4 separate regions of the Homo sapiens genome follow, and regions 2, 3 and 4 are each linked to region 1. The links are chromatin loops, found by intact Hi-C in ENCODE. Cell type or tissue: PC-9. All regions are shown on one strand. Region 1 overlaps SESTD1 (SEC14 and spectrin domain containing 1). Region 2 overlaps CCDC141 (coiled-coil domain containing 141). Region 3 overlaps TTN (titin). Region 4 overlaps TTN (titin).

What was found. Peaks named below come from ENCODE experiments on the same cell type or tissue, not always from the same donor. Only the 100,000 strongest peaks of a DNase experiment are listed, where the experiment ranks them.
Region 2: a loop joins it to region 1, with 9 times the contacts of the local background. A loop is called at or near these places in 2 of 110 quality-filtered maps.
Region 3: a loop joins it to region 1, with 2.1 times the contacts of the local background. A loop is called at or near these places in 3 of 110 quality-filtered maps.
Region 4: it touches region 1 in a loop (2.3-fold over the local background); 4 of 110 quality-filtered maps call a loop at or near these places.

Annotation. Positions count from the first base shown.
Region 1 is chr2:179,103,464-179,111,463 of GRCh38, reverse strand. SESTD1 (SEC14 and spectrin domain containing 1) reads left to right here. Exons shown (of 18, transcript NM_178123.5): 18 at 1,436-8,000. The coding sequence ends at 1,565. Among named protein-coding and RNA genes, the nearest start is that of CCDC141, 57 kb to the right of the region's middle. RefSeq lists silencers at 3,456-3,656, 4,736-4,936. In PC-9, no CTCF peak of the experiment used is centred here; a DNase peak (open chromatin) is centred at 4,663.
Region 2 is chr2:178,886,629-178,894,628 of GRCh38, reverse strand. It overlaps CCDC141 (coiled-coil domain containing 141), which reads left to right. Exons shown (of 24, transcript NM_173648.4): 9 at 5,961-6,102; 10 at 7,758-7,877. The region is part of intron 1 of LOC105373766 (a long non-coding RNA gene); the gene reads right to left. Among named protein-coding and RNA genes, the nearest start is that of TTN, 83 kb to the right of the region's middle. In PC-9, CTCF peaks have their summits at 2,819 and 3,023 (motif pointing left); a DNase peak (open chromatin) is centred at 3,068.
Region 3 is chr2:178,758,199-178,766,198 of GRCh38, reverse strand. It overlaps TTN (titin), which reads left to right. Exons shown (of 363, transcript NM_001267550.2): 42 at 1,388-1,672; 43 at 1,897-2,022; 44 at 7,027-7,215. Among named protein-coding and RNA genes, the nearest start is that of TTN, 45 kb to the left of the region's middle. In PC-9, a CTCF peak has its summit at 4,202 (motif pointing left); DNase peaks (open chromatin) are centred at 1,878 and 4,218.
Region 4 is chr2:178,793,120-178,801,119 of GRCh38, reverse strand. It overlaps TTN (titin), which reads left to right. Exons shown (of 363, transcript NM_001267550.2): 4 at 438-725; 5 at 1,210-1,295; 6 at 1,389-1,633; 7 at 5,868-6,198; 8 at 6,569-6,721; 9 at 7,579-7,716. Among named protein-coding and RNA genes, the nearest start is that of TTN, 10 kb to the left of the region's middle. In PC-9, CTCF peaks have their summits at 4,642 and 4,841 (motif pointing left); a DNase peak (open chromatin) is centred at 4,869.

The sequences.
Region 1 (8,000 bases):
ACTGCCATGTAACACTCATACCTTCCTCAGGTTATGGGGGTGTGGGAATTACCTGAGCTAAATAAGTATAAAGTACTTAAAACAGATCTGACACATAATAAGCACTGCTACTACTGTGCCATGATCTTCCAGTGATTATTTGGGATTGATATTGAAAAGATGGCATTTTATTCCCTTGAAATAATATTATTCATAGTCTATACTTACGTTATCTCAAGCCCCACCTAAACTTGAACAATCAGAGGTAGCCTAAAGTCACCTAAAGTTGTATTACACATCTGCAATAAAAGACAACAAAATTCAGCTAGTAGCAGAATTACAGGCGTGCTTCTGGTTGTTCCATTCCAGGATCCCTTACCCTCCCTGATTCCTACATTTCACAGCCAGTTGTCACACAGTCAGTCTCCTGTTCTACCCATGTCAGCCTAGGAACACCTCTCCCTGGTATGCTTGCTTCAGCTTCTCGTCTGTGTTTCACAGATAGTCCATGTGTCATTTCCTCATCCATCCTTTTAAGATAAAAGAATGTTAGTACTATATATTCAAAGTTCACACCCACCTTTAATATTTTGGAATTGCTGTTTTATTCCACTTTATATTCATATTAAAACTTATGTATATCTCTTTTAGGTATTTTGCTGAATTAAATATTTCCCAAAGTTGTGTGTAGTGTTTTCCATAATTATTAATATAATGGTAATCTGTTTATGCCATGTATAGTTTGTTTGACAGGTTAGACAGATTTCTCTTTTATACCTTCTCCTGGTAAAATAAAAGAGATTGATGGTCTCTCTGGATTCACTGCTCAAAGACCTAGGTTCAAATTCTGGTTTTTCCCTGGGTGACCTTGCTTACATCATTTAACTTGCTAGGCTCCACTTTTCTGATCTGAAAAATAAAGAGATTAACCTGATAATTTCTAAGAAATCTTCCAGCTCTAAAAATATTCTGTGATTCTGAATACAGTATCTTTGAGAGTAGAATAAAATTAATAATTTTATCTGTTAATGTACCAAAAAATGTCATAACATTAAAAAGAATATTTATTTTGCTTGCCAGCTCTATAGACAAGTGGTGTCCCCAGCCGGTAGCACTCAAGTACCTGTATAAATTTTATGTTTGTGCATCCTTCTGGACCCACATATTTCCAGTGTTTCATTGTTCAATTTGTTGCTATTATCATAACTACACATGATATAACCTTTATACCATCAATATATTTTTCTCATCATGTCTTAATGTATTTTATGCCATTTTAAAAAATGTTTTTCCTGCTGAATTTCCTGCTCAAACAGTATGATCACCGATGAACTGATATTTACACATAGGCTATCTCATGTAGATTTTTTATGGTAAATTTTTGCTTCTATTTGTATTCACTGCAGTTAATAGATTTGTATTAATCTGAGGTTTTTCTGTGTGTTTTGATTTTTAGAACCGAACAATATTTTGGGAGTCCAAGTGACATGGCTTCTACTGCAGAAAACATCAGAGACAGGATGAAACTAGTTAATCTCAAAAGGCAGCAGCTGAGACATCCTGAAATGGTGACCACAGAGAGCTAATAGCTACCAGCTACCTACAGATTTGCAGTTCATAATCCCGCATGTTGTCAACATACTACAGCATTAGCCACCACACCTTAAGATGCATTTCACAGCCAAAATAAGTCTCATTTCTTTTCATGACACATTTCTCTTTACATGTTAACACCTTGCTACTACCAAGGCATAATTACTTAACATGCTTCGAGGCTGTAGATTCCAAGTATCTTAAAAGAAGGAACTATAAACATTGCACTGAAAACTTGCTTTAAAGCTTTACCTGACCTGTCAGTTTGTAGACAAACAACTGATAATAAGCTTTGAATGGTGCTAATAAGAGTAGGAATTCTCTCTATTAAAAAGAAAAAAAAAAGTTGCCCTTCCTCCACAGGTGATTTAGTAAATTTAGACAGTAGTTAAACTCTTGTTAGTAGACAGTGGTGTCCTCAAAATTTTACTTTGTAATTCTTCAGAATTGATTATTTTTATTGTGTCAATACAGAGAAAGCCTTTCAGATCTTTGATATATCATAGTCATTAAAAGACCTTTTCCTATTTGTATTGATAATGTATTAAAAGTTGTTTGTGCTTAATAAAAGACTTCTTTAAACATCTTATTTAATTTAGTAGTTACATCCTATTTCCAAACATGAGTGCCTTATTTAAAAGGGCATTCTTAGGACTGTGAGGATGGTTTAATATTTGTTTTTTCATGGTGGTTGCATGTATTTTAGACAGGAAATACATATGTAAGCATGTGTATATAATAAATAAGCATGTTTTATCATGAAAAATTATTGTGAACAATTTAGATCTTTAAGAACTTATTAATAATGGAATACTATTTCTAATTTTTCTCTTTTTCAACTTGAAAAATATTCTCAAAATTATTAACTACCCTGAAGATACTTTGTCTTTAGGGGAGGAGGGCTGAGGAAGAAGGCATACATAATTACTTCAGTGTAATCCTTTATATCAGAGTAATCTTTCAGGAACTAAAATAGCAATTGTTAATAAAATTTAGTTTCTCATTATAGTCTAAAAGCAAAATAAATTCTGAAGTAGTCCAATAACAGAACTGTATGACCCCTTTAGAAATAAAATTTATCATGAAATGCTAGTTCTTTTAAGTTTGTATTAAGTTTAAATGGTAAAATGCATATAATTTAAATTTTATGTATTTTTATTTCAGAACATTTTTTAAAATATTAAAAATTATTTTTTAGTCTTGTAGTCATTACAAAATTATAAACGAGTTGTATACTGGTTCCTTTTTGAGGTCTACAAACATGCTCGTGTATCTTCCAATGCAAAAAAAAAACCCCTCCCTTTTAACCTGCTAGTTTTTCCAGCCTTCTTCACTGACTGACAGACTTCTTGGAGAAATCCACATCCAGTGCCCCTACATCCTCATCACTCACTACTCAGCACCTTGCAGTCTGGTTTTACACAGCACTCTACTGAAACTGTTCTTTTGAAAGTCAGCAATGGCCTCCCAGTTACCAAACTGAATGGTTTTTTTCTCCGTCTGAATCCCTTACCCTTTTCTCTGCAACATTTACACCATTGAGCAACCTTTCCTAGACAGTGTCTCCTTCCTTGAAGATGCTATCCTCTGAAATAACTGTGAGTACAGTCGCATAACCCTAATTTAAGATGTGCCTGCTGAACATGTGCTCTCTCAGATCCTGTCCTCAGAATGCTTTTGGCTCTTTTCTCGGTATCTCATCCTTAGAGTTTTTATTTTATACCAATGTTCTGGATTACATACCTGGTCCAGAAATCTAGACTTGTACTTCTTTTTAATTGCCTAGTTGACATTTCAACCTTGATTAAAGATTGACAATATTTATCACCTTTTCCTCCTGGAACAATTTAGGTTAATGGTGCAGCCTTTTTTCCTAGTCAAACATGCCAGGAAGTTCAGGGCAAAGTTCAACTGCTCCCTCTTGTCTTATGTGGTCACTGCTTCTGAGAACATCCAGGAAGTTCTTTCTATACTTGAATCATCTTCTCAGTCCTTTGGGGCTTTACTGCTATGAGTATGAACTTTTGTGATTATTTATTTCAGTCTTCATGATGGTGCTATCACATTCTACAGTTGTTTATGTCTGTACCCAGTAAGCTCTTTTGAGGGAAGGAATCTTGTCTTCTCCTATTCCCAGTCTTGCTCATGCATAACAGATGCCCATTCCTCCTAAATATGAATGCTGTATTATAGGCATTAGTAATAATCCCTGTTACATTGCAGTCTGAAGTATGTTTTAAACATACTTTTTTAAAGTTAGAACTGACTTACAAGTGAATCTATTCTTAGATTCTTAGATACTAACTACTTTAGATATTTAGTTATACTCAATAACTAAATATCAATACTCAATATCTGTTTCTTCTGAATTTCAGAGTAGTTAGAATGTTTTTCTTAAGACTTTGCTAGAAAGGAACTGGTTTGTTAGTAATTCTGCCATCAACTCATGGAGTTATAATTGCCAAATGAGTTAATTTTTATATACCTTAAGCTATCTTGCCTACAAAAAGTAAAATAAGGCAGGATTCATAAATGTTACTTGTAAATTGAGTGTTTCACATGAGGCCAAGTATGATTTTAACATAATGAATATCATTGCTCCTCATCTGTAAATTTGCTGCTGCTTTCATATGTGTATCTGTACATAGAGTTATGAATGAAAATCCAGTAATGCCCTAAAGCAACTTTCTTCCATAGGGTCAAAGCTCACTTAAGGTAAACGTGTGAAAAAAGTGACTGCAGTGTGTTTGAAACCACAAGCTGTTTCTATGTCATAAATTAACATCAGCTTGCAAGTCTCTGAAAGAACCACTCATTTGTAATTGGTATATATGTCACAACCTCCCACATTCCTTTAGCCCATCTCAGGGAATTATTGAAACGCTGGCAGGGTTAGTTTCATTTTGTTTTGGTTTTTTTGGGTTTTTTTGTTTGTTTGAGGATTTTTTTTTTCTTTTATCATTTGTTTGCTCCTGTGTAAGCTTAATATATAATGGCAGTTTGGCATCTGTTCTTCGCACATGTCTAACCCAGCAGAGTTATGCAAAAATGATGACTTCATTTTAGGTCAAATTGGCTTTGTTCCCAGTCCTCATTGTTGGTCACTTTGTTCAGTTCTGGTGACTCATTGGTGATGTTGATGAAACTGCTCAGCCTGCCAGCTGGGATATTGATGGCAGGTCTAGGCTTCATTGTTAGGTAGAAGATTGAATACTTCTCACTTTATACAAATTTACATTGGCTATTGCTCCCATGTGTTAGCTAGTCTTAACATGTTTGTTATTTCGTTATCTTATTAGCTGACATACGGAGTGGTATTATTAGTGTCGTACTCCTTAGCGTGAGCATGACAATTAAGTTACCTTACTAACAGTGATGAGTAAACCATACTCTGATCTAAACCCATTGTTACCAATGATGTGATTATGAAGTTAGCTGAATCTATGGTCTACATTTGAAGAAATAGTTCAGAATTCTCTACTACATTGTAAGTTACTTGCTAATAGAGATTGGGCATTATTATGTACTACTCCCCTTCTCACATCCTACCCAAAGTACACAAGGCCGTAGTAAAATACTGTTGCTACTAAAAACTAAACATACTGTGGTTGCTAATGTCCTTTACATCTTCAGCCTATAGGGAATGGTACAGGCAGAAACAAGCACCATTAAGTATATTATCATCAGTAGTGAGATCTGTATGATTAGGATATCTTTGCTTAAGCCCCCAAAGGAAAAATTCTCTAGCATTAAAAACATGGCTGGAACATAGCTAAGCAGTTAACCTAATTAGTAGACTTATTGTTAACGTTCAGTCCTAAAAATGAAAAGCTTCAGTTGGGAGTAGAAAATATACTATGCTGGTATATAGAGCAACAAATACCCTGATGAGATAAAATGAAGTAGAAACTTACCATTTGACATTATTTGACTTTCATACATGCTACTGAAAAGTCTAGGTTTAGCTAAGAAGCATAAATAATGGCAGTACTTGTAGAGGAAAGAACATACCAGCTAAAACAAGAACTGTAATGAATATAATGGAAAGTGTTTGGAGCTTGAATACTTGGCTTCAAAAATCTGGCTTTGCCATTTACTGTTAAAAAAATATCTGAGAATTTATCTCAGGCTGTAAAACAGAGAAGTCATACCAATTTCAAGAATAAAATATGATATAAAGAATTGTTGAAGCCAAAATATCCAGAAATAAACAGAATGGAAGGTATCATTGCTATAATTATCTTTTCAGAATAAAAAATAGAGTATTCTTTATCCTTTCTGTTGTCTCACATGACAAGCATGGGATGGTGAGGAAATGGCATATTGCCTATGTTCGCCGCCCCACCCCCTTAGTTCCACCACCCCTTCACCGTCACCCCCAGTTCACTAGTGTATCAGAATGCATCTTCAGAATTACACACTGAAGATACAAAAGGTCCAGTTGGTAAGCTCATCAGTAAATAACAAGGCTTTGAAATCTGACAAATTAGCTATTTTTGTAGGAAGATAATAGAACAGCAAGATGGAAGACAAGTGATGAGTATCATCTGTTTTGAGGTTGACAAGGTGTGACATAACCCTGTTAATAGACACAAGTAAAAGAAAATCATACTAGGATTGGATATTAGTGAGCGAGCACCGACCAGTAGAAACAACAACAGCATAAATCTGTTATTTAAGTATCCCAATAATGAGGTTAAAAAAAAAAAAAAAACAGAACAAAGCATGAAAAGACCACAATTAGTGCTGGCTATGCTTAGAGAGGAGCAGTCTCTTGGTAAACTCAGGCAGTGATGATGAACAGAAAATGGCCGACTGATACTGTAATAGAGGCATAGAACTAAGGACACTCCGTGAGCTGGCATAAATACAGGGGAGTCTTTAAGACTGAAAAAAGTTCATGGGTATGACACTTAATATGACTCAACATTACTGCAGAATTTTAAAGCAAACATGAAAGCTTGAGAATAAACACTAGTCCCTCTACTTCAAGAAAAAGCAGAACCTGTACTAGAACATGAAGAACTTAGAGATCAAAAGACAGCCAGAACTATGATGAAATATTTTGAAAGCAGTGGGCACATTTTTAAAGATTTTTTTTGGAGAACTTTATGAGGCTGTATGTATAATTCCTATATGTAATTTTATAGGAATTCTTAACTGAAAGTAGTTATCAACTGCTACTTATCAGGAGCAGTGTTATTAGGGATTTTAAGTTAGGCATGTAGAAAACTTTCTGACAAAAGGGCTATTGAACTCCAGCCAGTTCCCAGTGAATCTCCAGGAGGCACCTTAGAAGTCTTCACAAGCTGAATACCATGTCTTTAGGGTGTCCAAATGCTTCTGTCTTGGGGGAGAGATGAGAGATGACTGGGTGCCTTTCCACTCAGAACACAGTAGACCACTCACTATTTATGACCAAGCCTCACTTCTTTTCTATTACAGTTACAGATTCTTTTTTAGTCTGGAAGTTAGGGTAAATAAAATTTGTATGTTTGATTTTTCTCTTAGGAATGTTTTCTCATCTTAACTCTTATGTTATCTTTATGGCCAACAGATTTGCTCAGAATATATCATCAAAATATATGTATTGTATTTTGTAAAGGTGAAAGGATCGAAATACCACTTTGACAGTTATAAACCAGAGTAGATTTGAGAACTGATTGCTCACATCACACTTACGAATAGTCTCAGAAGCCTTTAAGAGAAACTTACTTCTCAATGGACACTTAGAAGAATTTGATGATCTTACTGTCATAAAATCAGTAATGAAATTCTCAGCAAAACTATTTGGTAAACATTGCACCCTGTATTTTTACCCAACATCTTGTTATGAAAATTATCAAATACATTAAAAAGTTAAAATAATTTTATAGTGTACTCACTACCTAGATGCTAATTAGCATTACCTATGCTTGCTTTGTCACATATCCATTCATCATTTCATATTATTATTTGATGCATTTTAAATTGCATATCATTAACTAGAGTTCATTGTTGGCTTTTTTACATAAAATTAGCATGCAATGAAGTGCATAGAAATATGTGTTCACTGAGGTTTGGCAAATGCATATAGTGCTATGGAAATAGGAAACGTTATCACCACCCTAGAAAGTTTCCACACTGCCCTTTCCAGTCAATTCCTGTCCCTACTTGACCCTCAAAGGCAACCACTGTTCCTTTTTCTACCATAAGATTTTTCTGTTCTAAAACTTTATATAAATAGAGTCACGCAACATGTACGCTTTTCTACAAGGCTTCATTTTTTTATTGCTGTTCTTTTTTATTGCTGAGTAGTATTCCACTGTATGACAATATTACAGTTTGTTTTCTTAATTTCCTATTATTGATAGATACCTGGGCTGTTTCCAGGATTGGCCATTATAAATAAAGCTGCTATGACCATTCTTACGTAAGTCTTTGTGAAC
Region 2 (8,000 bases), 220 kb after region 1:
ATATATTGTTTTCATTTCTGTGATTTCTAATTTTTTTGTGTGTCTAATTTTGTTTTATTTCTGACTTTTTGTTTCAAAGTTTCTTGGTCTTTTATTGTGGGTGTTGGGTTTTTTTAATCTCTCTGATGATCTCAGGCATTTACTTTAAAGTCATTGTCAGATTGCTGTACTTATTTTCTTTACAGCTAGAGTACATTTATCTCTTGGTTGTTGAACATATCTTGGATTTGCTTTTCTTCATGTGTTTTGAGATTTTGGATTGCACTCTCATTTGGAGTGGGAGGGTTTTTTTCTTTGACTTTCTTTTGCTTGCTTGCTTCTCTCTTTGCTCTTTCCTCCTTAGCAGCTTTGCAGTGACCACCTGGACTCATAGGACCTTCAGTCCAGCATCAAAATGTACTTCTGTTATTTGATCAGGGTCACACAAGCGTCTGTGGAGATATTGTGGCTCTTGAAGATGCAGTCAGGAAACCAGAAGAGGGCTTGAGGTGGTTCCTGATGGCTCTGCCATGTTTAATTCCATGGCCCTCATAGCTGTTGGCTGCAGCATTTTCAGCCTCCCCTAATGAGGGCAGAGAATTTCAGCTCTGCTACTGATTTCAGGAAGAATCCTAGCAATGGTACCCTTCACATAGGACATATATGTTGGTCTCTATGGCCTCATAGAAATGGAACTTCTAGCCATCTCTACATGCATCTGAACAAGAACCCAGGTGCCCTGTAGCTTCAGCCACACTTACTGCTTTCTGTTTCTACTTTGTTATCTATACATAAAACATTGTGTGTGTGTGTGTGTGTGTGTGTGCGTGTGTGTGTGTGTGTGTGTGTGAGAGAGAGAGAAATGTTTGGTGGGAGAAATTTTCAAAGTATATAGCTTAAATAAGAATCAAATTTATTGTAGAAACATATGCATTTCACTTCTACAGTATAAATGGCACTTTTTCAAAGTAGGGATGAAAACTAGAGAGCAGCAGTTGTTTCCTCAAAAATAAAGACAACCATAAACATAAAAAGACACTCTTCGGGTTCCCATTAAAAGAAGCAGCAAGCTAAAGATAAGGAAGATTTTTTTCCATCTTTAAAGTATAATTTGTCCATAGACAAAAAGAAAAATATGGTCAGCTGATCCCTCCCAATGAGACAGAGTAAGCTGTCAAGTGCTTACCATCTGGTTCAGCTCCTAATCCAGATGGGCTGACAATAGTAATTTATGAAAGGTTTGAAAGCAACTTGCCATTCTTCAGAAATAATCATTAGAACACATTAACATTGGAATTTGCTTCCCTCCTCCAGCCCCAATTTACAACAAATGCAAAGATAGGGCAACTGCTTCCATACAGTAAATAGAGCAGTCTATTCTTGAACCAGAAGTCAATACGTCTGTGCTCTTTGAGAAAAAAAAAAAAAGCAATTATTTTTCTTCCCCCTCCACTTCCCTCTATTGGCTCAATGAATAAGGGAGAGAATGTTCTCATTTGGAGTTTCTAACAAATGCCTGAAGAAGCTTTCACAGTCTGTGATGCTTGGAAAAGTCAAAGTCAACCTCAGGAATAATCTGATCTACCGCATGTTCACACTACAGACAGGCATCCTCTAATCCATTCTTACAGAGACAGCCCAAAGGTCAATCAATATTTCCAGTGCAAATCACAAAGCCACAGACTGTTAGAGCTAGAAGTCTAAGCCCATTGTTAGCCCCTCTCCCACCCAATCAGGCTGCACATGAGCAGTGTTACTTCCAAATCAGAACAAAATGACAGGCCACCACGTTTTTGGTTCAACCAAGTGTCTGTTACCCACCGTCAGTTCTTGTCTCATCATTAATTTAATAGGACTGTAAAGTAATAGGACTCATTTCTGGGAGACTGATGAGATTCTATCAATTTATTTTCAGTTCATGTAAGAATTGCTGGCAAAGAGTGGGGTCATACCTTTCTTTTGATCAGACCACCTGCCGTTCAGGTGCTGAGGAAATTGTTAATATGCATGCTATGCAGGTTTTAAAATGTTTCAGAACTTTCAAAAGGAAAGTCCGGTATCATCGTATAAAGTTTCTAATGGAAAAGGATGGAATCAGGGCTGAATGTAACCCGCAGATTAGGGTGTCACTAAGAAGGAATAGAAAAAGCCCTAGGACTGGGAATGTGATGGATATATTCTAATTGGGAATGAGAGAAAAGGAACTGGTTACTGCCCAATCAGACAGAGATGACCTAGTTATAAGGGCATAGAGAGAGGGAAATGGGAACTGGCTAGAGTAACCAAGATGAATGAAAACTTCTCTTCCCGAGAAAAGGATCTAAGCCACATGTGAGAGTGGAGTACACACAGGACGGGCAATGGTGCACAGAATGACAAGGCAGTTCAGTCTGTCCCTCTAAGGCTTTAAATAGAAGGAAGTATTGAGCCAAACTACACATGATAAATTTGGTTTAACGTAACTATAAATGCTAAAGCATACCAAAGAAGAAATTGGGCAGTCTTTGGATAGCCTAAAACTTCTACAAGTGGCCAAAAGTGCAAGTCATCATTGTTTAAAACTACTGGACACTGTTACTACGACATTTCAAATATGGTAACTGCGCATATGTTCTTCTCAATCTTTTTGTGTTTTCTTCCCTTAAATAATGACCAGAGACTATTTTATTTGATTTGAAAATGGGCATTGATATTCTACTACTTATAAGGCTATGTGTTCAGGGCTACAAGGGATATAAGAATAAATAGGACACCATTTATTTCCCTCAAAGAATTTACAACACAATAGATACACATAATAAGGCATAAATCACCACAAAATGAGACAGAATCTCCAAGGTTACTGAAAAACAGAGAGAGAGAGAGAGAGAGAGAGATCCTATATGATTGGTTGTAATTCACCTAAATTAAAATTGCAGGTTGCTAAAAAGCAACAGTTTTATGGAAGGAATGCTTGGTTTGGTTTTGTTTACCTATTTTTTGTGCTGGAGGGACCTTCAAGAAACGTAGTAATTTGAGCAAGCTACCATGACCCTCTAGTGGCCACTTTGAAAACTACAGCAGGCATTGCATTACTTAGAAAAGCCAGCCAGTTTCAAAGGAGCCTGTCAGCCAGGCCATCCCTGTTTCTATGACAGCCGAGAACACTCAACTCAAGGCAAAGTGAAATTTTAGAGGAGAAAATACTCCCTACCCCACATCATGTGTCATAGACCCAGAAAAAGCACTATGAGGTGGCAGAGTGTGACCTCTGAGATCAGATGTCAGCCATTTCAGAACTGGGCCAGTTACTGAGACTGTCTCTGTTCCTCAGTCTACTTATCTGCGAAATGGGGATAACAATCCTACTCAGCTCACAGGGTTGTTATGAAGATTAGAAAACAGACTACTTTTTAAGAATGGTGCCTTATCACAGTAAGAGCTCAATAACTGTTTTTATTAGTTGTCGTTATGGAATTTTATGGTACAAACTAAACCAATGTAATCTGTTTTTCCTTAAATTTCCTGAAGGTAACATGTATAACTAATCATGAATTTAATAAAATTATTAAGTATATAAGTCTATTCAGGTAGCAAAGAGACTTGAAATTAAATCAAGTCTTTGCTGCTTATATTAGCTGTGTGTCTCTAGGGCAAGTTATGTCACCTGTGAAGGCTCAGTTTCATTGGCTAAAAATTGAAGTTATTGCTACTTTTCTGACACTTCACAAAGTTATTTTAAGGATTCTATCAAATAATGCATCTAATGCACTTAACAAAGTGGCATGTCTGTTGCGAGAATGTATTAAATAGTAGCTATTATGACTATATGCAAATTTATAAGAAGTGTGCATCTATAATCTATATTTCCCATGACACTGTACAATTGAGTGATGCCATTTTAGAAAGAGAGTTCATTTTGTATTCAAATGGCCAAAGAGGAGGCTGGGCTCAGTGTCAGTGTTGAATTAGAGCAACATAATTAAGACAAAGTAGGGATTCAAGTGGGAAATTTGGGAGCAGGAGGGGATGCTAGAGCAAGTTCAGGTCAGAGTCAGAGAGTGGGTCTGAGTTCTGGTACTTCTGGTACCTGAGACATCATGGCTAGGACTTATAGATAACTGCAAGAAGCTGGCTAACAGTCTTATTCTTTGGAGAAGGCCAGGGAATAAAAAAGAGTAATGTGAACAGGAATCAAGAGGCTTGGCTGGAGCTGGTTACTGAGATCTAGTTTCCCCTAGGGAAACTTTCAAAATTTGGACTCCCCTCCAAGCTACAGCTTCTTGGGGTCAGGGAGGCCTGTATTCTAAGTTTAGTTGGTAAAATAGCCCCTAACTGGAATAGACACTGAGGGCATTTGGGGTGAGACCACACAGGGCAACTCAGAGGTGGGAGTGGGCACCTTTTATCTTGGCTTTTCTTTCTGAATTGTATTAATCATTTCCAAATTCCTTTTATTCAATAATGGCATTTTCTGCCATTTTCAGCTATGTTTCTTCTCTACGTGTTTGCCCATTTCCTTTCACAACCTTTGTTCTCTGTACCTTCTTTCCACAATGCCCTTTATTCAATTTATTTTTCTCATTCCAGGTTTCCATATTCTGCAGAAAACTTGGAGCCTACAGTATATAGGAAAGCTGGGCTTTTAAATGCCTTTTGAGCATATAATATTTCAAAGTCTAAAGCCTAGTCAAAATACAATTCATATTACCAATACACTGCTTTTGTAGAATTATGGAATTTAGTGTTGTTAAGAACTATTTCTTAATGATAAATGTGAAGAATCTCCTGATGTCTTGATTATATTCTTCACTGTCTCTACGTATTAAAATGCAAAATTAAATGTTTAAAATGTAACATCTGTGAAACATTATGTGCCAGGAATAAGATTACTCATAGTGGTTTCATATTTTCCTCCAATTAAACTTACCTGGGACTTCTGTGGTCCACAGGACACACCTCAGTGTTTTCCAGCTCTATAGTGGCATCGTCATCACTCCAGTGAGGTTACTTTACCTCTCGGTCATTTAGGATCTTGCCCTCATTTCATTACTAATTAAATTCATTTTTACAGAGTCATAAATTAATTATTTTGAGGTAAAATGACTGAAACCTGTACCTTGTTCTGAGCTCTTTTTAAACTCTGGGTAATTAAATTTAAGGGTTATCATGTTCATCTTTATTAATACAGTATGTGAAGGAAATGACTGAGGGGAAATGAAAGACATCAACTTCTTAAATAGTCTTAAGGATAGGTTGGAAAATTTAAGTGTTCATTCCATCAACAATATGAGGAAACTTGTTAAGATATCTTTGGACTAGAGCTAGGGTCCATCTCAAAGTTCATGCATTGTTTTAGAGGCATTTTCATTGTAGGAGCTCTCACGTCACTTTTCTTTGTCTCATGAGGCCAACACAGGCGAAAAAATGATAATGTGAGGCATGGCTTCTTTTTTTTTTTATCAACAAGTATATTTGATTTCTAATTGTTGGTGATAACTTGGTTTTCATGTAATGAATACAGCCTTGAGCATTCATAATCATTGAGAACAAGGACCTTAGTGTTATGTAAATATTTTACCCTATTAGATTAGTAAATGCTTTGTTAATTGGCTGATCCACATTTCTATTCAAAGAGCATCTTTAGATAAATGAAGTTTTTAAATAACATCCTAAGGAAAAGTCGTGGTAAACATACTGTGGCTTTGCCATAAGGTTTTCAAAATATCCTACAGAAATATTAAAAAGTAAGCCTTTAGAAAAGAAGATTAGACCTTGTTGCAAAAACCCATAACTCATCTTTTCCCTCAGGACTGACAGACAAAACAAAAGAATATAATTTTTGCTTCCTGCTATGCCGAGATGATAGCTACTTAACTTCTGTTATCCTAAAGCTGATGCCTTTTACCAACGCCTACCTAACATGAGAGCAGATCTGTTTTCAAATATTCTGTGTTCTATATTGGGGTGGAGTGAATTAACAGCTGGCTTGCTCTGTTCAGCTCTCAGGTGTCCGGCATCCATGAGATGATGGGGTGCATTAAGAGACGAGTGGATCATCTGACCGAACAGTGTTCAGCGCACAAGGAATATGCTCTTAAGAAACAACAACTAACAGCCTCAGTGGAGGGTTACCTACGGAAGGTAGTTTCGTAAACTAAAACTTAAATATCTAAGTTGGTGATAATAGATGATATGGTAGGGCAGTATGTGGGCATGGCGGGAGGACAGGGGCATGTCTCCTTAGGCTGCCCTTATGTACCACATTGGGTCCTTTAATTGAACTAAACAGAGTTGTAATTCACTGTTGTTCATCAACCATCCCTGACCCAGGTGGCCTGTCTGCGCCTCTGGCCTGAAGGTATACACACAAAGGCAGTTCCCGCTTTGCACAGTACTGTGTTAACTGAACCAAGTACAGATGGGAATAGAGTGGATCTTTCATTTGCATGGTTCTGAGCATGGTTCAAATATGCACAAGTTTCTGTTACCATGGTACCATACAACACCAGGACTGTAGACAGGTAGATAGATTGATACATAGACAGATCCCAAATATTATGAGTTTTAGGTTTTTCAAGGAATAAATTGCCATTATTATATTTTATTGAACTAGACCAGTGCAAGGCAACACAGTCATTCTGCATATAAACATACATGTGAAAATCCTCTCTGCAGAGTGAACATGATGGCTTGGTATGGAAGAATTTTACTTCCTGTTTCCAAAGGGGAATAAGACTAAGGAGCTACAATTTGACTAAATAAAAAAATTATTTATCTTTAGTAAAAACTAGTAATATCTCAGTGGCATTGATGCTAATGAATCTTGCTGCAGAGGCTTGGTCTCAAATTTTCAATGATGTTTTCGTTTGATACGGTGGACTTATATGCCTGAACTTACATGAATAGAATTAGTAGACTTCACTGGAGAAGGCATTAAATATCAATGTCTGTATTTAAATTGCTTCCTCACCTGTTATTAATCCAGAAACTTGGGGATTTTATCCTTGTTCTGGTGCCTGGGTTTAGGGAGTTTCCAAATATGGTGGCAGCTGTGGTGCTGCATTGCCTGGAGCTTGAGACCCAAGCTAATTTGGTGGCAGTGGAACAGTAGGACCTCAGCTGTTGCTGCTTGTCCTATTGCCAATTTGGAGCCAATTTGAGTCTGGGGAGTATGGACTAGAGTTAGAGCGAGGGGACAAAGCATGTAACTTGAATGGAACAGAACCCTTCAAGGGTCATTTTAGTCAATGACTCATGTCCACTGAGGATCAAATCATAGTCCTCCAAGCTCATCAATTAAATGTCCTAAGTATGTCCCTGTGTTTTACTATAACACGTCCAGGGTTTGGTGCTCCCCCAGAGTCCCTCTTCCCAAAATACTGCAATGCTCATGCTCTGGATCTTGCCTTTAAAACGTGCCTGTAAATTGGGTCCTATTCAACTCACAGATAAATTCATCTCTGTTGATGTGTTAGCAAGTGCATTATCCTTCATAGGTAATATAGATAAGTTCTTAGAGGATGTGGATGATTGCTTATATCTAATAGCTGTTAATAAAAGAAATATCTTTCAACATAAAACATTTGTTGGTAGACCACAAGTATTACCTCCTATGAAGAGCAGCGTTATTAAAACATGAAATTCTGAATATTTAAAACTATATTAGATTAATACTGATAAAATACATTTCAAGTATAATGAGAATCTATAAAATAATATTTATCTTCCTGACACATGTGCGTACATATATGCAAAAATATATTACTAAGACTGCCATATATTATTCACTCCTAAAGGTGGAAATGTCAATTCAGAAAATCAGTCCAGTACTTTCTAATGCAATGGATGTTGGTTCTACCCGTTCTGAATCAGAGAAGATTTTGAATAAATATCTGGAACTAGATATCCAAGCTAAGGTAAATAAAATGAGAATGATTATTATGGCTATAATTTTGTAAAGATAATTTTAAAAATATTTGATAGCTATAAACTTAATCCTAGCTCACTTGAGGTTTACAATTCTAAATTCATATGTAGCA
Region 3 (8,000 bases), 350 kb after region 1:
ATTGAGAAGTTATTTTCAGAAAGCACCTGATGGCCAGATCCTCATCTGGTTGCTCAAAACTATTGAACACCCATTGGGTGTCCATTTTCATATACCCCAGATGAGCTTCTAGATTCGCTGTTAAACTATTTTAGTTCTCTGCCCTCTGCCTGAACTGCTCAAGTCCTAGCAGCACTACCAAGTGAAAGGGGTGTTTCCAGCCTCTGATATGGAGTGCCTGGGAGAACTCAAAAGTCCTCTTTGAGACCCTGGAAGGCCTAGAGAGCCTCAGGCAATGTGGAACTCGATCCTCTCTACCCCAAGCTCTAAGAACAGGGGCTCTTACTTTGGACAGGGAATTCCACATGCTACCAAGCACTCCTGAGGAGCCTCTGAGCAGTCCCCAGGGAAGTGCTGTTAAACCTCTGCTCTCCTCATTAGAAATCTTAAGGCTGAATCTCAAGCTGACCTTGTTTTGAGTCTAACCTAGATGCAAGAGAAAAATGGAACCTCCCTTCCTATTCTCATCCTAGGCCATATCTCTTTGAATAAAATACCCCTGAGGCAGATGCAGGAACTCCAGGGGTAATCTCAAGATTCACAAAGATGAACCATATCGCCAGCATTCCCTAGGTTCCTAGAAGACCAAATGGTCATGGCATCCAGTTCTTATTATCTCTGTATTAGTAGTGGAGAAACTGAGGCACAGAAAAGTAAAGATCTTTTCTATGATAGTGTCAGAAACCAGCCTCACAGAAGTCATTTCTTCTAATTTCTGGGTTCCATGAACTAACCAGGTCCCCTCACTCATCACAGCACTGAGAATATGCTTTAGTTAGCAAAACAGGAAAGCTGAATTTGTTAAGTCTACCTAATGGCATTTAACTAGATCTGAAATAGTGTTAATTCAGTCATTCATTCAATACTTACTGATTGCATTTTACTGGCACTGGTACATAACAAAATGACTATGACATAAACACAAATACTTGCAAAACAAACAAACTGGAATGATATGAGCCTCTTCACCACATGATTTGTCCAAATGAATTTTAAAAATAGGTAGCACACGGAAGTTATTGTATAATTCATTCAGGTGTCCATCGCTAAGCCCCCACCACAAACAGAAACTGGGATAATCAGGTTAACTCGGCACTCTCAGCATGCCCCCCAAATATCAAAAATATCTTTCTGAAGCTATTCCCTCTGCATGTGGACAAATTCCAAGTGCTTTCTTCATTCTTAGCACAAAGAATGTTCTAATATTCTGAGGCAAGTAAAAATACCACAATTCCAAAATTTTGTCTCTGGATGTATAACTAGCCAGCAACAAATTAATGTAGAGTTTTGCATGCTCTCTTGTGTTTTTACACTTTTTCATGGGCTATTTGTCAACATTTACTCCTAGCTCCTGAACCGCCCCAAGTTCTGCAGGAGCTCCAGCCTGTCACTGTGCAGTCTGGCAAGCCTGCCCGCTTCTGTGCCGTGATATCCGGAAGACCACAGCCCAAAATTTCCTGGTACAAGGAAGAGCAGCTGCTTTCCACTGGCTTCAAGTGCAAATTTCTTCATGATGGGCAAGAATACACGCTTTTGCTAATTGAAGCCTTCCCAGAGGATGCGGCAGTCTATACCTGTGAAGCCAAGAATGACTATGGTGTTGCCACAACATCAGCTTCACTCTCAGTGGAAGGTAGGAATGCCTCGCTACTTCCAGCTGAAAATAAAACCTAAGAAGCAGGCTTTTGTCCTTTCCCAGTGCATTTAAAAATACAATTTGGAGCTCATAAAAGTAGATTGCTACCCAACTTTGAAAGCACTCTGCAGTGAAATAAATTAAGATAAACCTACATGCTCCCTTCTGTGAGGTCTCTATGGTGACTTAATCATGACAAATCTTGTGGTTTCTTTCTTTAGTTCCAGAAGTTGTGTCTCCTGATCAGGAAATGCCTGTTTATCCACCTGCCATCATCACCCCGCTTCAGGACACTGTCACTTCTGAAGGGCAGCCAGCCCGTTTTCAATGCCGGGTTTCTGGAACAGGTAGGTTTAAGAACAAAAGGTGTCATTGCCAATACTTACAAATAATTACATGGGAAAAACATTCTGTCAGCTTCTCCTCCATCACAAACATCTCTCATGCATAATTTGAAGCTTAATGGAAATCTAACAGAAAACTTATTTCAATTATTAAATTAAGAATTAGATAAGTGTTTTTCACTATTTTGTGCCCTTAATAATGGTTGTTTATGTTATGTTATGTGTTCTTTATCACAATAAAAAAATTAGTGTTTTTCACTAATATTAAAAAAGGTCATGTTCCCTTTATGATTGTAGCTGCACTTTAATTTCTTCATTGATAAAATACAATGACAAAACTAAAATTATTAGATTATAATAGCATCTACATATAATTCAAAAGAATAATACATTTATATAAGACATTATTCAGTCTATGGACAATGCTTGTGTGAAAGGTATCCTTTGGAAGACAATATCCTATAGTGGTCAAAAGTCGGGGCTTCATTGTCAAAGATGCTGAATTTGAATCTTGCCTTCAATATATATCATGTCTCTCGTTCTCCTTCTGTCATGAATACATTGAGTATATGATTGCATTCAATCCTAGAAAATATATTTTATGAGGCTAGGAATTCCGTTTTAGTGCCTAGAATTTGGCATCTGAAAAATAGTACCTGCTAGAAGGTAAGCTCTATGAAAACAAGAGTGGATGGTTGCCCCAGAATATCACCTGATACATAGTAGATACTCCATAAGTAATTGTTGACTGGACTAATTAATGATGGTTAAATGACTGTTACCAAACACTTAAGATTATTATCAAGATTAAGTTAGGTAACTCAAGTCAGCACATAGCACAGTGCTCATCATACAGTAATCAATCAGAGTTAGCTGCTACCATTTTTAATTGGGGCATGCTTCTCAAGTACCACCAGCCAATTTCCTCATCCCAGGAATCTGATCTTGGTAGAATGAGACAATATATGTGGAACCACTTCAAGTCATAACTGATTGTCTATAATCACAATTATTTGAGAGTTTCCCAGCCAAAGGGAAACTCTCAAAGCTTGGGCATCTCCCAGCCCTCTTATTAGGCTGATGCAAAAGTAATTGCAAAGTTGTATTGTTTTGTTTATTATGCTTCTCCCATTAGTTTATAATCCAATCTCTACCTTGTCAAGATTTATTTTTCTCAACAGGTTAGTACTTCAGTTGGTCTTCTGACCCAATTATTTCCTCCTCAGGAATGGAGATGGTGATCTAGAAATCTAATAGACCTATTTGATTTTATGAGCATAATTAAAAGATATAATGTATGTAAAGCACCTATAGGCATGGCTGCCAGGTAACTGGGGCTCAATACATTCATTTTATTATAGCCATAGAGAGGAATTATATAAACATCAATGTTTAGTATTGTATGGCCAGTATGGACAAATACCATAGACTGTATATTTGAGGGATAGTGTTCAAGAAATGCTAAATATTAATAAATGAGGACTGATTTGATAATATCCTACTAACACAATAATACAAAATATATTTTAAAAGCAAGTTCATTAAAGCTACACTAAATAATTTATCCATTTATTTAATTTTTAGAGGAATTTTTTAATATAAACATATATGTACATCATTCAAAGTAGTAATATTTGTCTTAACTATATTGGTATAGTGCTTTTAAGTCTATAACATATTAACATATGGTAGTATTGCCTTTAAAGTGTTGTAGAAATACACCTGAAGCACTCTACAAGACACCAATTGGGGTAGAAAGAGAAAAATTTCACTATCTTTTCTGCATAACCAATGTCTTTAAAAAGGTTTGAATAGGCTTTGTAAACTGAGAAGATCATTAACTTCCTATGTGTGGTAATATCTGTACACATATAGTGGTTTTAGCATCCTCTTATAAATTTGTTTTCTATATGAAAGAAATTAAATTCATTAAATAGAATGACCCTTCAAAAACTTGCCAACTCACATAGTTTCATACCACTGGGACTAAAAATATTTACAGAACTTCCTCTGGCCAGGTATTGCCTTAAGTAAGTGTAGCCCTGCTTTCCACAAATTGGAAAGAAATTGGGAGTCTTCAGAAGCTCCCATGTTCTTGGGGGTTGTAATACTTTCTGAAGCATGAAACGTGGCCCTGAGCAACCAGGTGCTGTTTCTAACAGCGAAAATGTTACCTATTGAAGGTCTCCAGTGCCACCTACTGGTAGAGGAGTAATTTGGAAAAGCAGAATCTTAAAATGTAAAAAAGCTATTTTTTTGCTGTTTATTCTACAGATGATGAGTCAGTGTCATTTGGAGGCTTACAGAGTGACAGCTAGCTAAACAGAAATGATGAATAATTAGTTTAACAATGATATTGTCTGTTATTCATTTAAGCATCTGTGCAATTTTAATTCTACCATTTATTGTTTCCCTGCTATTGAGATATTACCCTAGGTGCTGGGGTGCAGATCTTGCTCTTGCCTTTAAGGAGCTTGACATGTAGGTGAGGAGATGCATGCACACAACTATATCCCAAGGTTGTAAGTGCTATTAACAGGCCCACGTACTCATCATTCTCTGTCTGGGAGAGAGCCAGAGAAAGATGTGTGAACTGAGCATTGAAAAATATGTAGGATCATTGAACACAGTGGCATCCTATGATGAGAAAACAACATCTCCAAGTCATCAAAACTTGCAATAATGCTTCATGTGCTAGAAGCAAGTGGTTTAAGTACAGTTGGAAAGTGATATCATGAGTGGGTAAGAAGGCTGGATAATACAGCAAAGGCCGTGCTAAAGTTTTTGGTATTCTATGCTGAAGATTTTGGAATTGATCTTGTTTACATTTAGGAGACACTGCAGGATTTTTAAGCCCCTGGGTACCATGATCAGGTTTACTTTTTAGAAGTGATACTGTGATAGGGAAAGAAGGGATGGACAGATGTGGGAGGCAAGACTGGCAGTCAGGAACTGGAGAGAGATTATTACAATAGGCCTGGAGAGCGTGGATGAGGCCCTCAGCCAGGGCAGTCAGGAGAGACAAGTGGGGTATTGCAGAAGTAGTAATATGGGAGAAGAATGGCCTCAAAGAAGACACGAGAGGCTAATGAGTAACGCAGATCATGGCATCACAGCCACAAGCACCAAGTCCACTACCAAGAAAAGTTTTACCTGTTAACTCACTTATTGTGTGCAGTTCATGTCCAGTGGCAGTTCATGTGTATCCTGGTGCCTCATTCAGTTCACCAAAGGAAGAAGCTGTCAGTAGAAATAAGCAGAGAACCTTGTAAGAGGATGTACCATTGATGATCTCACACACACACACACACACACACACACACACACACACCCCTTCACACAAACTAAATAGGGGTGGTGTTTCATGTTATATCACATGGCACTGTCTTTTGGCGTGTTATTGAAGACAACGTTGCTTCCATCTGTGATGTTAGATATTCTTGCTATAATGACTGACTTGTGCCAGTGGCTTATAAAGCCCTTCCATGTGTGTTATATCATTTAATTCTCACAGCAATTATATGCAACGAATAGCCCATAAATTATTACGCATGCCATTTTACAAATGAAAAGACTAATCCAGAAAGCTTAAATGACATTTCCAAGGCCACACAGCTGACAAGTTGTAGTGTCAAGATTTCATTTTCTTTATATGTATATATTTTGATGGAGTCTTGCTCTGTCACCAGGCTGGAGATCTCGGCTCACTGCAACCTCCCCCTCCCGGGTTCAAGCTATTCTCCTGCCTGAGCCTCCTGAATAGCTGGGATTATAGGTGTGTGCCACCACACCTGGCTAATTTTTGTATTTTCAGGAGAGACTAGGTTTCACCACGTTCGTCAGGCTGTTCTCGAACTCCTGACCTCGTGATCTGCCCGCCTCAGCCTCCCAAAGTGCTGGGATTACAGGTGTGAAGCACCGCGCCTGGCCAGGATTTCATCTTCTACTTTACCTTACTATCTAAGGAACTGAACAGATTTGTTACTCTAAGAGGAGAACCTGCCATTTATACACATCTACCATCATGGGCAGGAGAGTAACTTTTATAGACAAGTATTGGCATTAAAATGCAGACAAATGCTAGATGATTGGACTATTAGAAGATCATCTTGGATGGTTTTGAGACCAAGAAGTGGTATAGTGACTGTGCTCCAAAAACAAGATGGCTTTGATTTTGGCTATTCAAACAGTTAACTAAAATTAAAGTGCATATCACCTACAATTATTACAACACAATAACCTGCTACTTTACTGTAATTTGGGTTTTTACTTTCTATTATTTTAAGATGGTTCAAATCCTTATATAGAAATAGCTAGCTTTATTATAATGTCTTATAACTGCCACTCTGAAAAGAGTCAAATGTATCTAAGATGCTCAAATACCATAATAAATCACCCTCTTTATTTAAAAAATTATTTTCTCTACAATTATTTGTGCCATATATACTGCGTACTGAAACCTTTTGCTCATTAGTAACAAAGATAGAGATTTTTTTTCTACAGCCTTCAAAGGTATCTATTTTAGACTTTTCATATCTTGATCTTCTCAGCTCTCTTTTTGATTGATTTTTCTGCAAACCAAAAGTGGAGATTTTTCTCATTTCCTGTCCCAGAAGGCAACTACAAGCCCAGATCAAACCTTTCCTGATGACTCTTCTTAGGACTGTCTTTTTCTCAAAGTCACTGAATATGTCAAAATCTTGTCTCTGCTTCCACTGCATGACATGCAAATGTCTAAAGAGAATGTAACTGAAGTTCTATCATTTTAAACATTACAACCAGTTCAACCTTAGGACAAGCTATATTTTTCTATCATTACATTTCCTTCTTGAAGATGAAAGGAAATCATTTAACAATAGTAGATATGGCATGCCCAGAGAAAAGTATCATGTTATTAAGTCAAATATGAAATGTAGGCACTAGTATTATTAACATTGTGTTTGCAGGTAAATTGTAAAAATCCACTCATTTTTGTGGTTGAAGTATCTCTTTTCTTTTGTGTCGCAGATCTAAAAGTGTCGTGGTACAGCAAAGACAAGAAAATCAAGCCATCTCGGTTCTTTAGAATGACTCAATTTGAAGACACTTATCAACTGGAAATTGCCGAAGCTTATCCAGAAGATGAAGGAACTTACACGTTTGTTGCTAGTAATGCTGTAGGCCAAGTATCAAGCACAGCCAACCTGAGTCTGGAAGGTAAAGTAAAACAACTTTCAGAACCCCATTTAAATATAGATCGAATCTTAACAATGTCTGTAACAATTACTCAAGAGTTCATGTAAATCATTGTTGTTCCTACCATTCTCTTCTAATTCAACTAATTATTTCCCTGTTATATGCCATGGTCTCGCCTCTCCTTTACCACTTTTCATTGTGAATCATAGACCATCACGTTTCATTTGGCCCCGCTTTTTCTCTGTAACAATTTGTAATGTATTGCTGCTGTCACCAGCTGTCATGCTTCCTAATCAGCATGAATCAGAAGGGGGCGAAATATGCTGCATAAATAGGTAGATTTGTTTTCTCAATTGGCTAAGATAAAAATTAAATTTTAAAAACATCTAAGAGTGTTATCATCCTCCTATCATGCTGACACAATTTTGATTTCACAAAAGCTAGACCGTTTCAGGTCTGTACACCAGCGAGCTATATTCATCCTCCTCTCAAGAATGTCTTAGTGTTAAGAAGTCCAGTCCTAAAGTGGTTTAACATTTCTGTTAGTTGGGGCTCTTAAATTGTAATCAGAAACACTTCCTCAGTAACATGGGGAATTTGATTCAAACAAGGATAGCATTTTTATATAGTGGTACTATTTTTCCTGAGCAAATATAGTCTATGTAGTATTAAGTACATACAAATACATAAGGATTTAGAGAAACTATTTTTTTCTTAACCTTATGCATTAACTGTAACTAGATGTTTTTTTAAATAATGAATTTAAAGTGGTTTAAAATTAAAAAGTTGACTTTACAACAAGAGGA
Region 4 (8,000 bases), 310 kb after region 1:
TTTAAGTAACAGGTACACCCATCGTAGCAACCACTGGAATTCATTTTAATGCAACTTACTGGAATATGCAACATGGCTTTCACATATTAATAGAGCGCTAGATGTGAGGTAGAGGGGGAAGTACCAGAAAGATTCTCAAGAAATGTTATAACAAAATCTAGAGCTTTTATTTAAAACAAAGAAACAAAAGGTGGTGGCCTAAACTGCTCAGCAAAACAAAGCAAATAAAATAAAATATGGTGGTGAGAAAGCCTTCTGTAATCTCCTGGCTCCCATTCTTGCTGTCATTGCTGGGTGAGCTGGGTTCAAGGACATTCAAGGATGTTTAGATTGGCGAGTCATCACCTGGTTTTGGAATTGGAGCTGTGATTATTTAAAAATACCTTGTAGGGAGCACCCTGGCTCTCACTCTTGACTTTGTTCTCTTGTCCCCGCAGCTGAGACAGCACCACCCAACTTCGTTCAACGACTGCAGAGCATGACCGTGAGACAAGGAAGCCAAGTGAGACTCCAAGTGAGAGTGACTGGAATCCCTACACCTGTGGTGAAGTTCTACCGGGATGGAGCCGAAATCCAGAGCTCCCTTGATTTCCAAATTTCACAAGAAGGCGACCTCTACAGCTTACTGATTGCAGAAGCATACCCTGAGGACTCAGGGACCTATTCAGTAAATGCCACCAATAGCGTTGGAAGAGCTACTTCGACTGCTGAATTACTGGTTCAAGGTACGTGCTGGAGGTTGAGGAACAGAGAGAAGGGGAGAGAGCTGGTTTGTGTCTAAATGGGGCCAAGCGTCCACTTGCCACCTCTCACAGCCCTGGGAAGAATGCTGTGAGCTGATATAAAAGCTGGCTTTTCGACACCCATGAAAAGTCCCTGAGATTCTAGTCAGGAGCGCAGAATAGAAGCAATCTGTGCTTATGAATCTCATTATAAACTGGAAAGGGTTTCAATTAAGTGATCTACATTTCCAAATTATTGGCAAATAATGAAATTTTAAAAAATCATTCTAAGTAAATTTTTATCTTGTAATGAACATTTTCTATTTTTAAACCTAATTTATATTCATGCAAAATCCAAAACTTTCTGCAATTTTCTCCATTGGGATATCCAGAAAATCTTTTTGACTTTGTAGTCAGAATTAACAGAATCTCTTTTAAAATGGGTCATTGTGCCCCCTCCCAAACATTCATCTTTCCCTTCCCACAGGTGAAGAAGAAGTACCTGCTAAAAAGACAAAGACAATTGTTTCGACTGCTCAGATCTCAGAATCAAGACAAACCCGAATTGAAAAGGTATTTTTCTATACTGTTGGTTTTCAAGCCTTTCAGGCTGTTGCGTCCCCAGCTATTCCTCCTCAACGTGGGCTTTGTTTTAATCTTTTACAGAAGATTGAAGCCCACTTTGATGCCAGATCAATTGCAACAGTTGAGATGGTCATAGATGGTGCCGCTGGGCAACAGCTGCCACATAAAACACCTCCCAGGATTCCTCCGAAGCCAAAGTCAAGATCCCCAACACCACCGTCTATTGCTGCCAAAGCACAGCTGGCTCGGCAGCAGTCCCCATCGCCCATAAGACACTCCCCTTCCCCGGTCAGACACGTGCGGGCACCGACCCCATCTCCGGTCAGGTAAAGCTGCCATAGAGAGAGCAGATTATTGCACATTTTGGAACTAGGTTTTGAAACGAGAAAGATTCCCTTGTCCCCCTCGCAGGGCATGCGACGCGGAGAGTGGTTCGCTTCTTCAGTGTCCCGCTGCTCAAACCTCTAGGGGAGCATACAAACGGGCAGGTTGTGGGGCTCCGTGTTCCTCTGGACATCCAGCCGCTTGTGTGTCTGCCTACTAGGGTCTCAGGGGTTTTTATAGGCATAGGGTGTGGGCGTGGCAGGTCAGGGTGATCTTGGGAAATGCAACATTTGGGCGGGAAGGCAGGAGTGTTTGTCCTCACCTAGGTCCATGGGCACAGGCCTCGCTAGGGACCACGCACTTCTCTTCCCAGCACTTCCCTGCCCTCCTCCCGTGTAAGTTTCATGCACTCAAAAATGTAGCAGGTGACAAAGGAGGTAAACCAAGAAGTTACTGAATATGATTTTCACAAATCCTCACTGTCCACAGGTAAATTGAAGACCCTTATAAACTTCTGAATTCTTATTTATATTTCATGTAATAAATATCTACTTTAGGGGCCAAAATATGGCACAGTGAAAGGAGAAGAGCACAGAAGTTAGAGTTCAAAGCCCTAAGGACAAATCAGCCTGATCACTTAACAGTTTGATTTAGGGCAATAAGTATAAATAATAAAATAATTGTTATTATATATGGATCACTTCCTCTATCAGATTGGAACTATACATACATTATCTCATTAAATGTTCACAACCTGTAAGAATTATTATCCTCAATGTTATTGATAGGTAACTGGAATTAAAGAAGTTAAGCAGTTTATTTAAGGTTTCAGTTGTGTCATCTGTAAATTAAAGAGAGTCACAATAAGAATGATCTCAAGCTGCATTTTGGGGCTTCAATGAGATAATTAGTTGAAAGTGCCTTGTAAATAGAAAATAATTATGCCAATATTCTTATATTCAGATGGTAAGTAAAACCTTTTAAATATTTTGCATATGCTTGTGTTATTTTATCTAGAAAATAAAATGGACTTCTATGCTTACTTAATATGGAAGTATTTTAGAAGGTGATCATGTATCATGATCAGGGCTCAGAAATTATATAATCAAGTGTAAATTGTCCACAACAGTTTTGAAAGTTTGGGATTTAGTTTATCATGATGAAACTTTTAATATGATGAAATGAAAAATGTACAAAATTTGAGCAAAGAAGTGTTTATTGATCAATTTAAATGAAATAAAAAACACATGGATGTTCCCTGCCAAGAAAATTTTTTATAAAAGAATAATAAGGAGATAGTTGACCTAAATAATATTCAAACATACTGTAAAGTTACTATAATCAGAACAGTATGGTATTGGTAAATGAATAGAAAAATACACCAGGGGAACAAAACAGAGAGTCCAGAAAGAGATCCAAGTATAATAGATCCAAGTATATAGGGAATTCAAAAAGCAAAGTGGCCTTTCAATTCAGGGGAGGGAGAGGTATTTTAATAAAGAATGCTGGTCCAATTAGCTATCCATCTGGAAGCAAACAAACATAAACCTCTGCCTCTCACTATTTACAGAATAAATTTCAGCTTGATTAAATAGTTAAAAAATGAAAAAAAAAGAGAAGACAATCTGCAAAAGCATTTATGGGTGAAAGCTTTTAAAAAGACAGTTACAGATTCAACTACATAAAAATCAACATGTATGTATGGCAAAAGCAAAAAGTCATTTCTAAACCAAACAGCACTTGTGAAAAAATTTTAAGACCTTTCTCCTCCTCAAGGTACTTCATTGCCTCTGCCATAAAAGTATCACAATAAACATAAAATGGCTACAAGGTAGACAACACCAGCCTAGAAACAGTATATAACATACAAAATTACGTAAGCTTATGCTGGATAAGACCCATAAACAAGCAAAATATTGAAATGGATTAAAAGAAATGGATCTGGGGGAATGTTTGCAACACTTACGACAAATAACCAATAAATGCACTAAATGCATTAAAAATCATCCACAAATTAATTTTTAAAGGAAAAAAATGCAACACAAAAAAAGACAAAAGATACAAAAAAGTATTTAACATAAGAGGCAATGTAAAAGTCCAATAAACATGTGAAAAAAAATGCTAGATGTTTTCCAATTTTTATTGTTTTAGCCACAAAAATGTAAAGATATTGGCAAACACTAACATGAAACCTTGAACAAAAAGCTTACTTTAAAAAACATGTCTAGCAGTCGAATAAAAAAAAATGTTCAGTCTCAGGCTAAATCCAAGTTTGCACACCATGAAATCACAACACAAGCCAAATGCAATTTCTTGAGGAGATAACAACCTAACTATATTTTAAAACCCAAGCCTAAGGGTCATTTAGAATCATGGAGTGTCCCTGATCCCATGGAGCATTTTGACCATCTTAGCAGTTTTGAAAGTTCATTAATAACCATCCAAATTGCCCCAAAATTTTGCTTTCCAATAATTAAGAAATAAAATGCCAATTTGCAGAGAAAATAATGGTTATCAAAGATAGACTGCTTCCTAAATATCTCATAGTTTAATCTTGATTTTTGTTGTAGAGTAAGGCAAACATATTTCATTGAATAAGGTGCATTGTATCTCGCTGTGACCAGGTGATTATTTTTTGTTGTAAGTACAGAAATAAGCACTCTCCTATAATGACCAAAATTACAATGATTTTCACAGTTATGGGCTTACCTGTGTCCTGCTGTTAATCAGTCATGTCATGCTAATCATGTCTTTAACTCTTTTTGAATTAAACCCATTTACTAAGTACAGCAAGAACAAGGCACAGGGTGAAACTTAAAAGCACATGTCTCTTTGCTTTTCTTCAGTTAGTGGAAACCACACATTATTCTAACTTGGTTTTTGTTATATTTCAAAGGCAGTCATGTTCAGAAAAGAGGCTTATTCCCTAGATTTCCCTTTAGTTTGATTACAACTTCATTTACAAAATGTAAATGGATTTTCACACAAAAAAAGCCATTCTTCGAGAAAATAAACATTTCTTCGTGAAACTGGTTAATGTTGTAATGTACTGTTAGGGTACTCTGTAAGTTAGAGAAAATATCAACTGTACCTTGAGCTTAATTAGAATAATCATTTCATGTATGATCAGTGTAAGCTAAATATCCTAGATAGTGACAAGATGCATTTATAAACATTTTCTTATATGCAGAATTAATAAAATGCAATGATAGGGCAATACTGCCACCTAGAGAGGAAAATGTAATAAGCCTTATTAAGAATTAAATCAGTTCTGAAAAAAATTTTACCTTACAATAGTTGGCCAATCCCCAGAATTATTGCTATAGATCAGAAATAGTCTTTTTTGGCCATCAGTGCTGGGATTTAGCACCCAAATTCTTCAACTGATGCTACTTGCACTTTGGATACACCTAAAAAGCAAACAATGAAAACTATTCTGGAAGAAGCAACTTTATCAATTTACCCAAAAATCACAGAATCATTAGTTTTTAAGTTAGTCAATTCCCACAATAACTCTAAAGATATTTAAAATAAGTCCAGAGTGCAATACAAGGGGGGCGAGTGTAAACAAATATGGAGGAAATTAAAAGTAGCTGTCCACAAACACTTCGGCTAAAGCAGCAATTTGCAAAGTGCACTGCACAACCTGTACCCAGCAACATGCTGCAGAAAGCTTCCTGAGGATGTGTCCCCCTGTCCTGGAAATTCACAAGGCATACTGACATAGTAAAGGCTGTGGGAAGTCCTGCAGGGGAAAAAAAAAAATGGCTTAAGCTGCTTAGTCAAGAGTGGCACAAGCATTTTGATTACAGAAACCTTTCTTCTTATAACACCTATTTGACATCCTCTAACCCCCCCAGAATTGGAATACAGAGATGAATTTGGAATACAGAGGTTGCTGGATTTGACATGTCTTTCCTTTGGCTGCATATTAAAGAAGTAGCTTTTTCTGTTGTGATTTTTTTTTTTTTTTAATGTGAGAAGGTGCAAGGCACAAAATCTCCAGCTTATTTGGAATTAAAGCTGATTCTCTTACAGGGTTACAGCAGATAAGAATAGGTTTATTGAGATTTAAAACAAATTACTTCCAAGTACATTATTTACCCTCTGAATGGGTTATGGAGGCACACATTTTAAAACTCTGCCTTAAAGCACTTCCAGCTTTTCATCTCATGATTCACATCCAGTTACCCCTCCTTGCTTTGACATTCTTGACCTCTGCCTTTTGGTTTTCAGGTCCGTGTCTCCAGCAGCAAGAATCTCCACATCCCCCATCAGGTCTGTTAGGTCTCCATTGCTCATGCGTAAGACTCAGGCATCCACCGTGGCCACAGGTCCTGAAGTGCCTCCCCCTTGGAAGCAAGAGGGCTACGTGGCCTCCTCATCTGAGGCTGAGATGAGAGAGACAACGCTGACAACCTCTACTCAGATCAGGACAGAAGAGAGATGGGAAGGGAGATACGGTGTCCAGGAGCAAGTGACCATCAGTGGTGCTGCGGGTGCTGCCGCCAGTGTGTCGGCCAGTGCTAGCTACGCAGCAGAGGCTGTTGCCACTGGTGCTAAAGAGGTACTGTCAGAATGGTTTTGTTTTTCCTTATTTCACATTCTAGTTTCTCCAACTGGATTTCTGCCATGAAACTCAGTCTGTATAAATTGGAGGAAAAATGCATATGAACATAAAAATATAGCAGCAACTGAAGACCAAATTCAGTAGTCATGCTTTGTAAAACCATTTTTAATTAGGACAAAAGCTCCAATCTGTGAAGTTTCCATAATATACAGGTTTTAATGATACAGTCTCTGTATTTCTTGGCAATAATAAATGCTTATGTATGAGTGTATTTTGCTCTAGGTGGCTCAGTTTTCCAGTATGCTTTTTTATTTTCTACTGGGCATGTCATTTAAAAAAGTAATCTACTTGGTCATTTCTAATCTAGGTGAAACAAGATGCTGACAAAAGTGCAGCTGTTGCGACTGTTGTTGCTGCCGTTGATATGGCCAGAGTGAGAGAACCAGTGATCAGCGCTGTAGAGCAGACTGCTCAGAGGACAACCACGACTGCTGTGCACATCCAACCTGCTCAAGAACAGGTACGTGCGAGGCTGCCATGGGGCACCCGCAGAGCCACGTCCTTCAGTGCACATTAACTCAACCACCATCCACTGAGCTTGGCATGCAGCTGTGCTCAATTCATTCTGAAGACAGCCTTGAGCCCAGCAGGGCCCAGACTTTTAGAACTTTCTGAGCAAAAGGTGGTCGGAGATGTCAAAGGTGTTGACAATGTGAGTATCACAAGAGCAGAGTAGGCCAGAAATACCTGGGCTATATGAGCAGGCAAAAGTCAACTATGGTATTCAAGGTAGGAAGGCAAAGAGTGGCCAGAGAAACAGAGACCAGTCAATTCCAGAGCTCAGTCACTGCACACACTGGATGTGGAAACTACTATTTCAGGGAAGGCATTACATTTCTCTAAGTTTCCCCAAAGGACTTTTGTTTTTACTTTTCTCAAAACAAACATGACACTTGATTCATAGCTGGAACAGTGTCATAAATCCAGGATAATGTCCCACCTCGCATTTGAATAGATTTTCTGTTACAGTTTAAAATCATTCCAGCTTTCCTCCTTATCCTCTTGTGTGACATTTATGTCTAAATCCTGACAGATTATTGTAACTTTTTTTTCTTTTCTGAGACAGAGTCTCGCTCTGTCACCCAGGCTAGAGTGCAGTGGCATGACCTCCGCTCACTGCAGCCTCCGCCTCCTGGGTTTAAGTGATTCTTGTGCCTCAGTCTCGTGAGTAGCTGGGATTACAGGTGTGCGCCACCACACCCAGCTAATTTTTGTATTTTTTAGTAGAGGATTTCACCATGTTGGCGAGGCTGGTCTTGAACTAATTTTTATGTAAGATGCATTAAGGTGTTTTCTTCCTTTCTCTATGAAAAGCAGGTAAGAAAGGAAGCGGAGAAGACTGCTGTAACTAAGGTAGTAGTGGCCGCCGATAAAGCCAAGGAACAAGAATTAAAATCAAGAACCAAAGAAGTAATTACCACAAAGCAAGAGCAGATGCACGTAACTCATGAGCAGGTGAAAATGGGTTTGTATTTTAAATTCACTGAGGTTCTTACAGGGGTCAACACAGATAATCACCTTTACCATGAAGAGTGTTGTTCCTTGGGCCACATGGTTGTTAGCATACTAATAAGATCCCCTTGTTGTATGTGTAAATTTCTGGGTACTGGATACCAAAGTTTGGTAGTGTCCCTGAATGCTCCCCTTGTGAGTATGAAAAAGAACTCTGTGAACATACACCAGGAGTAGAAACAGGGGTCTCATCACATTGATCTGGGGATGCACTAAGTATAAGACTA